2 separate regions of the Homo sapiens genome follow, and region 1 is linked to region 2. Evidence: chromatin contacts called from ENCODE Hi-C or POLR2A ChIA-PET data. All regions are on one chromosome and are shown on one strand. The core of a region is the stretch at or near the end of the contact, and the rest is flanking DNA. Distances in the headings are between cores, read along the strand shown. Region 1 overlaps LOC643339 (a long non-coding RNA gene). Region 2 overlaps LOC643339 (a long non-coding RNA gene).

Region 1 (3,059 bases), core at 153-2,652, 110 kb before region 2:
GCCTTGGTCTCCCAAAGTGTTGGGATTAAAGGAGTGAGCCACCACGCCCGGCCAATATTTTCTTCAGTTTGCAGATGAGTAAACAGAAGTTTAAAGAGGCTAAGTAGACCAGGCACGGTGGCTGACACCTGTACTCCCAGCACTTTGGGAGGCCTAGGTGGGTGGATCACCTGAGGCCAGGAGTTCGAGACCAGCCTGGGCAACATGGTGAAACCCCGTCTCTACTAAAAATACAAAAATTAGCCAGGCATGGTGGCAGATGCTTGTAATCCCAACTATTCAGGTGGCTGAGGCATGAGAATCGCTTGAACCCGGGAGGCAGAGGTTGCAGTGAGCCAAGATTGTGCCACTGCACTCTAGCCAGGGCGACAGAGTGAGACTCTGTCTCAAAAATAAAATAAAATAAAATAATAAAGAGGTTAAGAAGATGGCTTAAAGTCACACAGCCAGCAAGTCGGGGGAGCTTAGTCTCTGTGACACTATCACCCATGCTGTAGACCATCACCATCTGATAGAAATAATGTGAGCCCCATATATTATTTAAAGTGTTCTAATAGCCACATTAAAAAGTAAAAAGAACCATGTGAGATTAATTTTAATAATATATTTCCTTTAACCCAATATAGCCAAAATATTATCATTTCAACATGTAATCAATATAAAAACTATTAATGAGACAGTTACTTTTTTTGTGCTAAGTCTTTGAAATCTGGTGTGGATGTAACACATAGCACATCTCGGTTTGGAGACTAAATTTTCATTGGAAATACTTGGTCTGTATTTAGATTTCATAAAATTTCATAAAATTAGATTTTATAAAATTTAGGTTTCACAAAATTTACAGTTGAAAAAGTAGATTTACATATCAAAGTTATTCCAAACATATGCAGAAATTCTCCAATAACTAAATTATGTAGAAGTTCTTCAATAACTAAATCTGGTCCAAGTTTTCAAATTAAAGTTTAAATTAATTACAATCTCCTTTCTCTGTCACTGTAGCTATATTTTGAGTGCTCAGTAGTCATGGCTGAGTGCTCTAGAACATTCTGTTACCCTGCCTGAATTATTTCTGTTAAGGGCTGAATCTCAAGGGGAACAAAACTTATGCCATAGCCAGAAAGAGGGAGAAAATTCGTGGAAGTGGAAGAAGGGTCAGCCAAGGGTCAAGAGAAAAGACCTTCTTTTTGGCTGCTATTAGGGTTACAGTAAGTTCTAGAGTTTTGGTAACTAGGGAAGGAAGCTAAAAGTGTTTTCTTTCATTTCTGAGAATACGTCATGTGTATATCTTACTAAACCTGGCTTTTCAAAGAAGGCTATGTCTTGATCTAGGAAAGATTAAAGCCAAATGAAAATAGCACTGAGCTCCTGGCAGAATAGCTCACCAGCTGAGCATGTCCATGAGGTCACAAGCTCTGTCTGTGTAATGGTTAGTCACTCAGTAAGGGGTCCAAGTCAAAGCTAAACCCTCTACCACAAACCCTGGAATGGAAAGGATCTCATATTTATTCTTGTCGTAGTTGTTTGTGGGGATCCCTGGGTTATGGAATATGTCTCAAAATGGCAGAAATTACACCTCGGTGCCAAGCAGTAGTTCCTGATCTTTTAAAATTCAAATCTATTTTACAGTAATAAATAATGTTATGATCCCCTCTAAGGAACTAAAGTCATTATGTTATTTCTGCAAAGTAGTTAGGAAATAAAGAAATTATTTTAGGTTTTTAAAAATCAACTTAATGCCAGGTGCAGTGGCTCATGCCTATAACTGTAGCACTTTGGGAGGCCAAGGTGAGAGATTGCTTGAGGTCAGGAGTTCAAGACCAGCCTGGGCAACATAGCGAGACCTCATCTCTACAAAAGAAAAAAAAAAAAATTAGGGCCTGGTGCAGTGGCTCACGCCTGTAATCCCAACACTTTGGGAGGCCGAGGTGGGCAGATCAACTGAGGTCAGGAGTTTGAGACTAGCCTGGCCAACATAGTGAAACCTCATCTCTGCTAAAAATACAAAAAAATTAGCCAAGTATGGTGGTAGGCGCCTGTAGTCCAAGCTACTCAAGAGGCTGAGGCAGGAGAATCACTTGAATCTGGGAGGCAGAGGTTGCAGTGAGCTGAGATCTCGCCACTGTACTCCAGCCTGGGGCAACAGAGCAAGACTCCGTCTCAAAAAAAAAAAATTTTTCAAAATTAGCCTGACATGATGATGGGCACCTATAGTCCCAGCTACTCAGGTGCCTGAGGCAGGAGGATTGCTTAAGCCCAGGAAGTTGAGGCTGTAGTGAGCTATGATCATGCTGCTTCACTGGGCAAGAGTGAAACTTTGTCTCAAAAAAAAAGAAAAAATCAACTTAAGAGAATTATGTTTTTAAAGATTATATTGAAGTATGTCTTAATATGTTCTGTAATAATACTTATAATGCATATAAACACCAGCTTTAACTTTTCCTTAAACAAATGACGTATGCTACTTAATTTACTCTAAATAGATTATATAAAAAAGCATGATTTAGGGTCGGGCGCAGTGGCTCATGCCTGTAATCCCAGCACTTTGGGAGGCCAAGGCTGGCGGATTACTTGAGCTCAGGAGTTTGAGATCAGCCTGGGCAACATGGCGAGACCCCGTCTCTACTAAAAATACAAAAAAATAGCTGATGTGGTGGCATGCATCTGTGATCCCAGCTATTTGGCAGGCTGAGGTGGGAGGATCGTTTGAGCCCAGGAGGCAGAGGTTGCAGTGAGCCAAGCTCCTGCCACTGCACTCCAGCCTGGGTGCAGAGCAAGACTCTGTCTCAATAAATAAATAAATAAATAAATATATAAATAAATAAAGCAGGACTTGACAAGTGCATATTACAAATCACATTACATCTTGTTTGCTTTGGAGACTAGATGTATATTAAAATGTAGACTTAGATTTAACTATTAATATGTTTTACAGCACCAAAAATAATGGCATTCACAATCTGATGGTTGGAATTCTTGCATTTCGTGTGCTTAAAAAATGTAAATCATCACTTTGATTTGATTATTTTTTGTTTTTTACTTCTCCAAGAAGAGGTAGAGTG
Region 2 (3,387 bases), core at 388-2,887:
AGTATGAAAACCCAAATTTGGTATGGGAAATGAAGCTTAAATTTATCAGAGATTAATAGAGGAAAGTGTAAATTGTTTAAAAGGCAAATGTAAGAAGTTGAGAACTGTCTTTCTCTGGAGTGAACATCTGCTTAGTAGATTGACATGCTTGTGAGACCAACTAAGTATTAGCTACTTCCTTTTTAGAGATAGGATCTTGTTCTATGTGTGCCACCATGACTGGCTAATTTATATTTTAGAGATGAGAGTCTCACTATATTGACTGGGCTAGTCTCAAACTCCTGACCTCAAGCCATCCTTCTGCCTCAGCCACCCAAGTAGCTGGGATTACAGGTGCAAGCCACTGCACCCAGCCTAGTACTAGTCCTAGGTTTACTGGGAATTTTTCTAGTGATTCTGAGAAACCTACATCTTTGTGCTTTTATTTTTTCAGTGTGACAGGGACAGTTACTTCCCCCAATATTTATTTATTTTTTATTTTTTTAAGACAATGCTTATTTTTCAACTGGATCTACAGCTACTCAGAATAAAGACTACATTTCCCAGCCTCCCTTGCAGCTAGATGTGGTCATGTGACTAAGTTCTGGCCCAAGAAATACAGCCTTTTTGAAAGGGAAGATATGCTCTCCTTCCTTTCCTTATTCTATCAGCTGGGATGCAGATGCTGCGGTGAGCTACATGGACCATGCAGATGGAGATAACACTCTAAGAAGGGTGGAAGGAACTTGGGGTTGTGATACCACAGAGCAGCCATGTTATATGAGAGAAAAACAAACTTCTATTTTGTTTAAGTTATGGTCACTCAGTCTCCTTTACTGCAATGGTATTTATATCCTAAATAATACAGGCAGGAATGAGGTTGGCAGCAGAAGTCTCCCACTCCCCAAATCTTCTTCCTTGTGGCTTGGGTCCTGGAAAAATGCTGACTTATTTGTGTTTGTGTGTGTTGTGTTTTTCTGTGTGTAGGAATTCACTCATTTATTATATCCAGTGTTTATATTGAGTGCCAGGCACCTTACCCACCACACACACGTCTATGTATATCTATATGTCAATTTTAATTCCTGCTTTTAATGAACATACTGTCTAGAATCTGAAAATCTAGAGTATAAGAAGCACTGTATGGCCAAGCGAACAAGATAATGGATACCAGAAAATGTTAGAAAATGTCATGGCCACCACTTTTCTTCTTAATCCATGAGTAATGTGTGAAAGTAAAAAGATGGTCTCCAGAAAGACAAAAGATGTAAGTTGACTTCATTCCATGTTCTCCAGTGTATACAGTGTATACAGAATACCCTCCACCCAGGCTGGTGTGGCAGGGTTCAAGGACCTCCTTTGGTTCTGTGTCAGGTTGCCCCCTCTGTTGTCTTCTGGCTCTGTGAAGATACCCCCACCTCCTCCCATGTGATGCCCGTGCTCCGGAGACCTCTGTCATTTTGTAAGCCTGGTTTCCCCTCAACCCTGTGTGAGGCAGGCAGCCAGCATCACTGCCCTAGTTTCATGGATAGAGCAACCGAGTCATTTTTCTATTGTTACTGGACAAAGGTACCGAGTGAGTCATTATAAAGTCCTAGAATCAGATCCTAATTCTTGTTCCTGGCATCATTCACGGACCTGAATTCCACCAAAGGTTCAAGAGGATACTGGCCACTGACCAGCTCAGAGAAGAACGCATTTGCGTGTGACTGAGTCAAAAATAAGGATTAACTCTGTCTTGACACTTGCAGGCTTGAAAAAGAAAGCGGGGGAATATGTGCATGAGTAACATCATCATCTCATCATACCGGGATTCTCAACCTCTCTCAAAATGTTTTGAGAATTCCCTGGCACATGATTTCCTTAGTACTAAATTTTTAAATTAAAAAAGTATCTTATTTGCCATTGAAGCAATCAATTTTCTTCATCTTACAACAGAATCATTTATGTGAATTTGGATCCAAGAGGAAAATAAATTTATTTCCTTCTTTTTGCAAGAGAATCTTTGAAGTATCTGGCAGAGAAAAAAAAATGAGCTTGCTCATGAAATAAAATTAGAAACACAAACCATTCCAAACACAAGCTGTTCATATTTAGTAGGATGATGCTTTTTATGTAGCATTTTCTGAATAGCTTCGAATTTCCTAATTTTTTTTCCTTTCCTTGTGTTTTTCTTTGTCTCACATGTCACCCTATTTATTCATTCCCTCACCGACCTTTCCAGCTAAGGAGGAGAGAGGCACAAGGTATATCTGCAGAAGTAACCATGGATTTAAAAGTAGCTACAGCATCAATTTAAAGGCAAGTTACAGCTTTAGTACATTAAACTTGGTGACTTTATCCTTTGCTTCATAGCTGTAGGAGAAGGGAACGTTTTGGAAAGCAGAAATAGGAGTTCTTACTGGGAATCCAGAAACTCAAGATTGTCTTTCTTAACGAACTACAGAAATGGCCCCTGAAAGTATAGTCTTGGTTGTCTTTCTTTCTTTCTTTCTTTCTTTTTTTAATCACCTGCACCAGCCCTTCAGTTCCTAGCTAGGGCCCTCTGAGTCAGGATCCTCAAAGATGGGTCCTAGGAATCTGCATTTTTAAAAACTTCCCAGAAGGTTCTCATATCTACTAAAAGCTCGAGAGTCTCTGCTCTGAAGGGGCTTTGTGGATGGGTCTTCAGGGACTCTGTGAAGCCCCTCAATGTGTTTATAAAGTGTATGTGTGTATATATATATATGTGTGTATTTTTCTGAAGTAAATTCTCAAAGGCGTCTAAGACCCCAGCAAAGGTTAAGGCCCAGTGCATAATGGCCAATAAATGGAGAGAAAAAAAATGTACAAATATCACGTATTAATGAAAAGAAGAATGCAAGTTAAAACAAGATTATTACTTTGTACTCACAAACTTTTGAAAAAATCAGTGGTGGTTGGCAAAGATAGAAAAATAAGAATTCTCATACACTGCTGAGGGTACAGACATTTTGGGAAACAATTTGACAATAGCTAGCAAAACCTAAAATACATTCTCCTTACAGCCCAGCAAGTCCACTTTTAAGCAAATACCAACTCTTGAACATATGAACATGGCATATTTAAGGATATTCTTTGGGATACTGCTGATAATTAATTGTGAAAAATTGGAAACAACCTAAATATGTACCTTAGGGGCAGAAAGAAGGTGATCCCTTTCCTCCCTGTCATAAGGGTCATGGCCAACACCCCTATAACAAAGACAAGCTAACAAGAGAAAAGCATAATACATTTATTTGATCACAGTTTTATGAGACATGAGAGTCTTCAGAATGGAGACCAAAGATCCAGGAAAAATTGATCCCTTTTTTTATGCTTAGGTTCAATGAAGAATGTACAGCCATGTAGAACTACAATTGGGGGAAACAGGAATAATCTAATGGAAAT

What was found. A loop is a pair of places that touch in the nucleus more often than their neighbours do. ChIA-PET counts read pairs that join two places held with the same protein, here RNA polymerase II (POLR2A). Pooled maps may share reads with other maps.
Region 1: a loop to region 2 is called in a map of ascending aorta, with 5 times the contacts of the local background. The contact joins two enhancer-like sites. A Hi-C loop is called at or near these places in 10 of 168 maps with a recorded cell type or tissue (Right ventricle myocardium inferior, aorta, ascending aorta and 5 more) and 10 of 50 pooled maps. POLR2A ChIA-PET finds 5 or more read pairs at or near these places in 2 of 52 experiments (Caco-2 and PC-9).

Annotation. Positions count from the first base shown.
Region 1 is chr12:93,301,119-93,304,177 of GRCh38, reverse strand. All of the region lies in intron 2 of LOC643339 (a long non-coding RNA gene), which reads left to right. Among named protein-coding and RNA genes, the nearest start is that of NUDT4, 75 kb to the left of the region's middle. RefSeq lists enhancers at 973-1,022, 1,043-1,102. Within about 2 kb of position 1,402, at least 5 of the 41 ENCODE cell types and tissues checked have a DNase peak (open chromatin) inside an H3K27ac peak, as active enhancers do; they include ascending aorta, where a contact is called at or near this core.
Region 2 is chr12:93,190,346-93,193,732 of GRCh38, reverse strand. All of the region lies in intron 3 of LOC643339 (a long non-coding RNA gene), which reads left to right. Among named protein-coding and RNA genes, the nearest start is that of LINC02412, 18 kb to the right of the region's middle. Within about 2 kb of position 1,637, at least 3 of the 41 ENCODE cell types and tissues checked have a DNase peak (open chromatin) inside an H3K27ac peak, as active enhancers do; they include ascending aorta, where a contact is called at or near this core.